2 separate regions of the Homo sapiens genome follow, and region 1 is linked to region 2. The links are chromatin loops, found by intact Hi-C in ENCODE. Cell type or tissue: HCT116. All regions are shown on one strand. Links, peaks and the distances in the headings refer to the core of each region. The heading gives the core; the rest is flanking DNA.

What was found. Hi-C counts contacts between places; a loop is a spot of excess contacts. Peaks named below come from ENCODE experiments on the same cell type or tissue, not always from the same donor. Only the 100,000 strongest peaks of a DNase experiment are listed, where the experiment ranks them.
Region 1: a loop joins it to region 2, with 9 times the contacts of the local background. A loop is called at or near these places in 2 of 110 quality-filtered maps.

What each region holds. Positions count from the first base shown.
Region 1 is chr11:44,349,186-44,354,560 of GRCh38, reverse strand. No RefSeq gene overlaps it. Among named protein-coding and RNA genes, the nearest start is that of ALX4, 42 kb to the right of the region's middle. In HCT116, for the core only: a CTCF peak has its summit at 2,449; a DNase peak (open chromatin) is centred at 2,471.
Region 2 is chr11:44,536,004-44,541,378 of GRCh38, reverse strand. It overlaps the pseudogene RPL7AP79. Among named protein-coding and RNA genes, the nearest start is that of CD82, 27 kb to the left of the region's middle. RefSeq lists an enhancer at 978-1,584 and a silencer at 2,695-2,754. In HCT116, for the core only: a CTCF peak has its summit at 2,716 (motif pointing right); a DNase peak (open chromatin) is centred at 2,758.

The DNA of each region.
Region 1 (5,375 bases), core at 245-5,244, 190 kb after region 2:
GAGAGGCAGGACTTCAGTCTGAGGTCTGAAGCTGGAGCCCCACTCTCAACCATTCCCCTGCACTTAGGGAGAGACCATTTTAGAAGTTTCCTTGTTTTTGCTATCAAGAAAACATAATATGTGTCCCACCACAGGAAAAGGAATACTGCAGGCTCCTAGTCATTAACGACCTAGCATGAGTAAGAATATATTCTGTTTTGTAGGGCATATTTTGACAGGGGCAGAGTAAGAGAGAGCTGAAAGCCTAATTGAGGAGGTGAGGGCTCCCAGAGAAGAGAAGCGGGCCCAGAGCTCTGAGGCTGAGCCAGTTTGCACAACAAGGTCTGAGGTCCTCAACCACACAAACGTCAATCGTCTGCAGGCAACTGGTCACTCAAGGGAGCTGGGCCCCAGCATGCTTCTGGAGTGCCCCTTCCTGCAGGGAGCACTGAGGAGACACAGCTCGTTTGCCTGATTAAAGCATGCTTCCAAAATTAATCTATGCCATAAAGCCATGGATTTCATGAACAAATGCCCAGGAGTTATGAAGCAAAAAAGTATTACATAAGAGGGTGCATTGTAATGCCCACCACATGTTAAAACTGTATCTGTATGATACATGTATGCATATATGACTGTACTATAATGAACATTCATTCACCCTTGTCTTAGTCACAGTATCTTAATTTTTCTCTGGAAATACTTCTTCCCCACTCTTGGGCCGGGTGCTTTTTATTATTTATTATTACTATTGTTTTGAGTCAGAATCTTACTCTATGGCCTAGGCTGGAGGGCAGTGGTGGGATCATTGCTCACAGCAGCCTTGAACTCCTGGGCTCAAGCAATCCTCCCACCTTAGCCTCCCAAGTAGCTGGGACTACAGGAACAGGCTGCCATACCCAGCTAAGTTTTTCTATTTTGTTTTTTTGTAGGGACAGGGTCTCACTATGTTGCCCAGGTTGGTCTCCAAGTTCTGGGCTCAAGAAATCCTCCTGCCTCAGCCTCCCAAAGTGCTGGGATTACAGGTGTGAGCCACCGCACTTGGTTTCTTTGTTTGTTTGTTTTGAGACGGAGTCTCACTCTGTCACCCAGGCTGGAGTGCAGTGGCGTGATCTTGGCTCACTGCAACCTCCACCTCCCAGGTTCAAGTGATTCTCCTGCCTCAGCCTCCCAAGTAGCTGGGACTACAGACACCCGCCACCACACTCGGCTAATTTTTGTATTTATGTGGAGATGCGGTTTTGCCATGTTGGCCAGGCTGGTCTCGAACTCCTGACCTCAGGTGATCCTCCCGCCTCACCTTCCAAAGTGTTGGGATTACAGGTGTTAGTCATGGCTCCTGGACTAAATCTTGGTTTCTATTGCACACAGCAAAGTTGGTACATTTTTACATACACATCTGCCTGCATAGCCAGCCCCAGATCACAATATGAAACGTTTCCAATCCTCCCAAACCCCCAGGTTCCCTCCTAGTTAATTCTGCCCCCACTCCCATAACAGAGTTGACCACTATTCTGACTTTTACCACTTAGATTTACTTTTTATCAGGCCATGTGCTTCCGGTCCACTGGAGTTGATTTCATGCCTCATTCCCGAGCATGTGACTTGCTCCTGGCCGATCAGAGCACCACATCCCCCTAACCTCAGTGCCGGGTTCAAGGGGTGACATGTGGCTGAATTGGGCTGAAACTGGCCTGCTGGCAGTGACAGGCACTCTTCTCCACTGCGATGAGGGTAGAAAGATGAGATGGTGTCTTTACCCCTGGAGCTGTGGGAGGCCCCATGTGGAGCCAGGAAATAGAGTCAGAAGACCCGATGCCAAGGCTGAGAGATAGAGAGAAACCAAGTCCTGGGGATAATGTTGGAGCCCTTCGATCAAGCTGCAGTCACATGAGCCAATAAAAATCTGTTTTGCTTAGGCTGTTCTGCTAAAGAATGAATTTATATATATTATATATATAAATTTTTGTATTTATGTGGAGATGGGGTTTTGCCATAGATAGATAGATAGATAGATAGATAGATAGATAGATAGATAGATGCACCAAAAAAAAAAACTGAAAGAATAGGTATCAAATAAACATTTAATCATAATCCACCCCCTTATTTACAACAACTTATGGTTTCCTTTGCTTTTAACATCAATCTTGCCATGTTCTTCGCAGCCCTACCCCAGCTGCCTCCTGCTGCCTCACTGTGAACCAGCTCCTCCTGCTACACCCGTCTGCTCCCTTCTGCCACAGGGCCATTACATATGCTGTCTCTTCTTTCCTGAACACTCTTCCCTCCATTTTCACATACTTAACAGATCCCAACTCCAGCTTCACTCCCTCCACAAAGCTCTCCCAGACCTCCCTGTCAAGGCCTTTTTCTCTAGTTTTATGTCTTTATATCTCTCCTTTTTAGTGATTTTATATTTCTTCCCTTTTCAACTATGCGCTCCGTGAAGGCACACACAACATCTGTGTTTGCTCACTATTGCCCCCGAGTGTCTAGGACAGAACCTGGCACTCATTCGGTAGGTTTGAAAAAAAGTACTATTAACCGTGGTTGTGGGGTGGGGGGGATACAATATGGAAACACTTTTACTTTCTAAGTCATGTATATTTCTGTAATGTTCTACTTTTTTCAGAAGTACTTGTTTCTTTTGTAATCAGAAAACAAAGATTTATTTTTAAAACAATGAAAAATAATGTTTTTTTCTTCCCCCATGGAGATCCCTTTGGCCAGAGGTATTTGTTCCACCATCAAAATATATGAGAAATGGCCTCATTTAAGTTTTGCTCCCACAGATTTTCCTGAAACCTTTGGTGCTTTTTACTGTGTCTCCTCTAAGGAGCACCTCCAGACAATTGTATAAATGAACAAGCAGCCAAAGAATATGAACAGAAAGACTCAGAAGAGAGTTAGTCTTCCATATTGGGATTTCCCCCCTTCAGTGTAATACTCAACGTTGTGATTTTTACTGTATGCATCCAGGAAGTCATGTCTTCTGCTAGGAAAATGATTCCTGATTCACATGATGGGATTAAAGTGCCAGTGATCCCTGGAGCTTCTCTGTGAGCTCCAGGACATCCAGGTGCTCAGCCACCTGGTCACAGCTGAGAATAATGGTGCTCTGCCAAAGTCAGGCAGAGGGGGCTGGATGTCCCCTGTGTCCCAGTGTGCATGTCCCAGCCCTGTGGCTCACTCCCTCTGTGATCTTAGGCAGGTACCTCTGCTCTCTGGGCCTCAGTTTCCCCATCCATAAAATAGGGAGGAGGGATTTGGTCAGTTTCCAAATTTCATTTCGGCTGGAAGTCCTATTTCTCTTCAAACAAAATCGGAAGCAGACGTTCAATATAGAAACAGATAAAGCAGAACTTCTTTGTGTTTGAAGTGGAAATGGGGAACTGAGATGTTTTCATTTGCCACCTCTTTTGCCTGCCTGACGGCCCCACCCCCTGCAACACTTGTATGTGTGTGCACACATGTATACATACACACGCGCACATGCACATACACATGTGCACACATGCAGCAGCAGATTTGGGGACACCTCTACAGAGGCACGAGGGAGCAGAGCGCATTCTGCAACTTGCAGACTAGACCATCTCTAAACCTTCTCCCATCTCTGACATGCCATGGATTCTGATTTTGTTTATTTGGATAATATTTGTGCCTGATTCCTGTCTTGCCTCGAGTGTGTTTTAATTCACTCATTTCCTCAGCGGATATTTACTGGTCAATGAAAAGGCCTAAGTGCCGGGGATTATGCTGGGGTTACCGCAGCACCCCAGCTGAGCACGGCCTACCCTCATGGAGCTTTTACAGTCCTTAGGAGGAAATGAATTACCAAACCACCAATGGCAGAGACTGTGCATGACAGTGAGAGCAAGCACTGTAAAGACAGACTCCGAGGTCCTGGAGAGCACATAACCCCAGGGCTGGGCTGAGCCCAGGCAAGCAGGTGACATTCCAGTAGAGATCTAAGGAATAAGGAGGGGAAGGGGAAAGGAAGAACATCCAGAGAAAAGAAACAGCGTGTTCCAAGGGCCTGAGTCCGCAGCTTAGCACATCTGGGAGCAGAAAGAGGGCAAGATGGCTGGATCCCAGTGTACGAGACAATAGGGAAGCTGAAGGATGGGGGTGTTAAGGAGTCTGAAAGGGAAACCCTTGAAAGAAATGTGAGCCTGGGAATGACATACATTCAGCAGATTTATTGAGCTCCTACTGTGTACAGTCACTGTTCTGGACCCTGGGGATAAAACAGTTAAAAAAAAGGCTGGGTATAGTGGCTCATACCTATAATCCCAGCGCTTTGGGAGGCCGAGGTGGATGCATCACCTGAGGTCAGGAGTTCGAGACCAGCCTGGCCAACATGGTGAAACCCCGTCTCTACTAAAAATACAAAAATTAGCCAGGTGTGGTGGCATGCTTCTGTAGTTCCAGCTACTTGGGAGGCTGAGGCAGGAGGATCTTGAACTCGGGAGGTAGAGGCTGCAGTGAGCCAAGATCATGCCACTGCACTCCAGCCTGGGCGACAGAGCGAGACTCCATCTCAAAAAAAAAAAAGACAAAAACTTCTGCCCTCGTGGAGTTTACATTTTAATGGTAGAGGGAAAGACACAATAAACAAAATAAAAACAGATGAGTTGTCAGAGGCAGAGGCAGGCAAATCCAGGCTTTCACAGAGCCTGAAGTGATCTCATATAATGTCAGGGTAAGGAACTCTTTAAGATTAAAAAAGAATAAAAAATTGTAAATATCAGTTGAGGTGCAAAGCCTTGGAAGCTACCAGTGAGGGGTCCTGAAACTTAGGAATCATCAGCTTGCTGGAGACTCCACCTCTGGTCAGAAGGTGATCAATGAGATGAAGAAAAATCAAGCACTGGGGGCAGCCGGCCTTGGGAGAATTGGGGGAGGGGCAGCACTTGAAATGGGGTAGACAGACAAGGCTTCTTCATTGAGAAGGTGACCTCGGGGAAACCTAGAGGAGGTGAGGGAGCCACATGGATATTTGGGAGAAAAGCATTCCAGGCAGAGGTGTTGAGCTGGAAGCCTGCCTGGAGGAGGCCAGAATGGTGAGGAAGAGAGGGGAGGAGACAGTCCAAGACGTGGCCTGGGCCAGTGGGATCAGACTAGCATTCTTGCTTGCAAGGTCATCCTGACCACCATAAGGATCCCAGGCAGCAGAAGTGGAAGCCCAGAGACCAGGTACCAGCCAGGCTCATTCCAGGGAGGGATGCTGAGCCTGAAACCCTGCACAGGCCACAGAAACAGAGATAAGGCAGCTTTCCAGAGCTACTAGAGGGTGCATTCAGGGCAACTTCTCAGCACAGCTAAGGAGTGGCTGGCAGAAAACAGGAAAGAGGGAAATGGGAGAAAAAATATCAGAGCATGCAAATCTCCTGCAT
Region 2 (5,375 bases), core at 166-5,165:
CTGGACAAAAATCAAAGCTTTTTTTTTTTTCTCTAGGCATGTGCTCTAACCCCCGCCTAGTTGTCTGACCTCCTCTCCTCTCATGCTTCAGTCACACTTTCTGTTTCTCTAATGCCCCAAGCACCTTCCCACCTCGGGGCCTTTGCATCTGCCATTCCCTCTGCCAGAAACACTCAGTTCCTAGATCTGCACAGCCAGTGGCAGCGTAAGAATTCAAACCAGCTGGGTTGGCCTCTCTCAGCACATTGCTTTGCTTTATCTGCCCTATGATATTTATCACCATCTTCATCTTATTTACTTATTAGGTCATTATTAGACCCCCTCCCACAACAAGAGTGTAAGCCTCATAAAAGCAGGACCTATGTCCTTGTTTCCCACTGTGTCCCCAGCATTGAGAACAGTGAATAGTAGATGTTCTACAAATGGCTGTGAATAAATTGATTGGCTCAAGAGACAAATTAGACACATACCTCACTCCAAGTAAGTTAAAAATCAAGCTTATGACCACGTGATCTCCTCAGTGAACACAGATCATCCTTCCTCCTCTGCTCTTGTGCCCTCTACTCCCTCCCCAGTTCACCTCCCAAATCTGATCACAGCTTCTGGTTTGAGTTCCTTGCTCCACCCCTAGAGTAACCATTGCAACACATAAATCTATTTTCTTCTGCTCCTCCACCTTCCCAAGATGCCAAGAGGAAAGAAGCGCAGGGGGAAGAAAGTGGCCCCGGCCCCTGCTGTCATGGAGAAGCAGGAGACCAAGAAAGTGGTGAATCCCCTCTGTTAAGAAAAGGCCTAAGAATTTTGGCACTGGACATCCAGCCCAAAAGTGACCTCAGCCGCTTTGTGAAATGGCCCTGCTATATCAGGTTGCAGCGGCAGAGAGCCATCCTCTATAAGTGGCTGAAAGTGCCCCCTGTGATTAACCAGTTCACCCAGGACCTGGACCACCAGCTACTCAGCTGCCTAAGCTGACCCACAAATACAGACCAGAGACAAAGCAAGAGTAGAAGCAGAGGCTGTTGGCCCAGGCTGAGAAGAAAGCTGACAGCAAAGGGGACATCCTCACTAAGAGACTACCTGTCCTTCAAGCAGGAGTCAACACCGTTACCCCTTGGTGGAGAACAAGAAGGCTCAGCCAGTGATGACTGCATGTGAACAGACGTTTGGTTGCCAGCCTGCTGCTTCCCGCAGAGAAGAGTGTGCATGCTAGGCCGATCACCTCTCAGCAGGTAGCTTGGAGACAATGGGCCTAACCATTTTGAGTAGCACTTGACATGACGAGGATCCCATCGAGCTTGTTGTCTTCCTGCCTGCCCTGCATTGTAAAATGTGGGTCTCTGATTGCATTATCAAGGGGAAGGCAAGACTGGAACGTCCAGTCCACAGGAAGACCTGCACCACTGTTGCCTTCACACAGGTTAACTCAGAAGACAAAGGAGTTTTGATGAAGCTGGTGGAAGCTGTCAGGACTAATTACAACGACAGATATGATGATATCCGTCGTCACTGGGGAGGCAATATCCTGGGTCCCAAATCTATGGCTTGCATTGCCAAGTTGGAAAAGGCAAAGGTTAAAGAACTTGCCACTTAACTGGGTTAAATGTACACTTTCATTTTCTGTACATAAAAATCATTAAAATGATACAAATTCTCCTTCAAAAAGAATTTTCCCTCTTCCCTGCTTAAGACCTATCGATGTCATGCATGCACTGATTTCCACACTGGGGTCGGCAGCTTTTGATGGTTCCTTAGGAATCCAGAGGAGGTGGGGGATGGGCAGAGCAAGTGTGGTTCCTAACTTCACATCCCCCCAACCCCTACTGCCAGAGAAGCCTTACTTGTACCAGGTGTACAGAGAGGCAGTCCCATAACCTTGAGATGAAGGTCAAGGCTTCAAAGCCAGGCGGCCTGCATTCAAAACCTGACTCTGCATCTTTCAAGCTTCATGACCCTGGCCAGGTTACTCGCATTCTTTGATCATTAGTCTCCTCATCTGTAAAGCGAAGCTAATGTTGTACCTGCCTCCTAAGGGTTGTTGGGAGGAATAAATGAGTTCATTCAAATAAGGCGCTCAGGACCATGCCTAGCACACAGTAAGTGCTCGCTAAGTGTTGGCTACTATTGTCAATTACTTTTTTTGATTTTGCTTTTGGTTTTCTTGGTGACAGGGTCTCACTCTGTCACCCAGGCTGGGGTGCAGTGGCGCAATCTCAGCTCACTGCAGCTTTGACCTCCAAGGCTCAAACAATCCTCCCACCTCAGCCTCTGGAGTAGCTGGGACCATAAGTGCATGCCACCACACTCCGCCAACTTTTGTATTTTTGGTCGAGACGCAGTTTCGCTGTGTTGCCAGGCTGGTCTCAAACTCCTGAGCTCCAGCAATCCTTCTGCCTTGGCCTCCCAAAGTGTCGGGATTACAGGTGTGAGTCACTGCACCTGGCCTATTAACTACATTTTCACACAGGAATTTATTTCCACTGATTAAAAGCGGGGAAAAAGTGAAAACCATTGGTTTTCATACTTTACATTGCAATTATTGCTATGCACCTTCTATATTTGGCTGGGAATCTCTTGTGGGGTAAAGACCAGGTTTCATTCAGTGTCTCTGACACCTTGGAGATGCTGCATCTAGCAGGCCTTCAATAAACACCCATCAAGGGAGAAAGGAAGCCAGGCAGTGAATGCGCCCCTGGCCTTAGCATGTCGTGCTCACTTATCTCCAGCAGGTGTCGCCCTTGTCTCTGAAACGGCCGTCTGGGCCCTGCTCACTGCTGTCCAGGCCCACTGACGGTCCGATGAGACCTGAGGACGCCGTGGGACCAGCAGATCCGAGTTGTTCTGCGTCGGGGAGGAAGGAGGCCCTGGGAGAGGTGCGAAAAACCTCACCAGAGCAGGCCACAGGCTGCTTGGAGCCTCCAGGCTTGAGTTCTACTCCCAGCGGGGGACACCAGGAGCGCCCATTTCCTCTCTGAGCCTTGGTTTCCTCCCCTCCAAAGCGGGGGCAATCCTGCTACGACGGGACATCGGGATGTTGTCAGGCCACACCTGACAGTTGATAGGCGTTGGATTTGCGGTTTTGTTTCTTTGTTTTTAAGTTGCACCTCCCAGGGAAGTCCAGGGGCATCTCCAGACTTCCCCAACACACGGATTCTGCCTCTCTGAGGGACGGCGAAATGAAAAACTCAGCAGCCTGGAATTCTGAGAAGGGAGAAACCAGGAGTGAAGAACACATGGAGCTGCGTAGGTTCCTACGGAAGATGCCAGGAGAGCCAGTGGTCCAGGGAGACCACACCTTGGACACACTCTTCTGCGCTGGCATGAGCACATCCGGGTAGGCTGCAGGTCTCTTTTCCTCAGAGGCAGACGCGCTGGAGTTACATGGATAGGGAGATGGAGGTGGCGCTCCTCTGTCACCGCAGTCCCCTCAGCCTCCTTGGCTGTGGCTCAAGCAAGTCCCTTCCCCTCTCTGGGCCTTTCTCTCTGTCAAATGGGGCTGGCCTGAGTCGGGCATTTTCAGGCTTAGCAGTAGAGGCCTGACTCTGCCACACCCAGTGGGGAAGACAGACACGGAGGCAGACAAAGAAAGCCGTTGGAGCCTAGGATGACAGGACAAGGACCTCACTCCCTTGGCCACCCCTCCACTGTGGTGATCCTAAGTGGCTCAAACCATGGGCTAGCTCTCCAAGGCTCTTTTTTTGAGAGGGAGTCTCACTCGGTCACCCAGGCTGGAGTGCAGTAGCGTGATCTCGGCTTACTGCAACCTCCGCCTCCTGAGTTCAAGCAATTCTCCTGCCTCAGCCTCCTGAGTAGCTGGGACTACAGGGATGCGCCACCACACCCGGCTATGGATTTTTTGTATTTTTAGTGGAGATGGGGTTTCTCCATGTTGGTCAGGCTGGTCTCGAACTCCTGACCTGGTGATCCACCCGCCTTGGCCTCCCAAAGTGCTGGGATTATAGGCGTGAGCCACCGCACCCGGACCTACAAGGCTCTTTCTAAGCACAAGTCTTCATGACACTGCAGTCCTCTTCCCGGTTCACCTCAGCTGTCCTCCCACAGGCCTCGCCCCACATCCCTAGGCCTCCAGGGATGTCCTATCTCCCTGACCTCTCCCCACACTCACAGGCCCAGGGAATGTGAGGTTTGGAAGGGGGCCCACGGAGGGGGCTGCCGGCTTCATCTATCACCGGGATGGATGGGGAAACTGGTCCAAGGTCCCATAACTCCCAGGGCAGAGCTAGGTCCTCCCTGACAATCTGCACCCCACCTCTGACCCTCAGACAGAGCCTCTCTCCAGGCCTGCATGAAAGCGGGCCAGATGTTCGTGGGTGCTGGGCTTAGTGTCAGGGCCAGCGGGAGGCTGGCCCGCCCCACAAGGTCGCCGCCCTTGCACTTCCCCTCCCAGCAGCTAATTAGCTCCAGGCCAGGTCCACCAGAGCTCCCAGGATGCTCCTGAGCTGGGACCTCACCCCGCCTGCTGAGGTCACAGCCCCCCCTGCCCGCCCTTGCTTCTCTTCCAGGCTCATCTCTCGCCCCTCAGACACCCTCCTCCTTCGCTCCCCTTTCATTCCACAGAAGAGGGGCAAGAAGCTCCGAGTCGAGATCACACAGCAACACAGAGGCAGAGCCCGGAGGAGACCTGCCCCAGTTCTCAGCCCAGCGCACCCACCCTTCCCACCCGCGGATGGTAACCCGCAGGGTGGGTGACGGTTCTACTCCTGTCTCCACCACCTCCCAGCTGCGTGACCTTGAGAAAATTACTTCCCCTTTGTGACCCTCAGTCTCTTCATCCCTAACAGGGATAATAACAGTCGTTGATGATAGGAATATAATCATCAACAATATTAAATGTCCTCAACACGTGAATATTAAATGAGATAAAATGTATAAGCACCCAGCACCTTACATACATATTGCTAGATCCTTTCTTTTCTCTCTCTATCTCTTTTTTTTTTTTTTTTTTTTGAGACGGAGTCTTGCTCTTGTTGCCCAGGCTGGAGTGCAGTGGCATGACCTCGGCTCACTGCAACTTCTGCCTCTCGGGCTCAAGCAATTCTCCTGCCTCAGCCTCCTGAGTAGCTGGGACTACAGGCACCCGCCACCATGCCTGGCTAATTTTGTGCGTTTTTGGTAGAGACGGGGTTTCACCATGTTGGCCAGGCTGGTTTCGAACTCCTGACCTCAAGTGATCTGCCTACCTTGGTCTCCCAAAGTGCTGGGATTACAGGTCATCCCGGAGCTTTCCTGAGTCCTTGTGGGCTGCCCCTCCTCCCTCTTCTGCATCATAACATTCTCTGGCTGAGCTTTTCCTGCAGGCCTCATCACTTGCTCCCTGTGTCCAGCTCGGGGCCAGACACAGGTGGTGTCCATCTCCC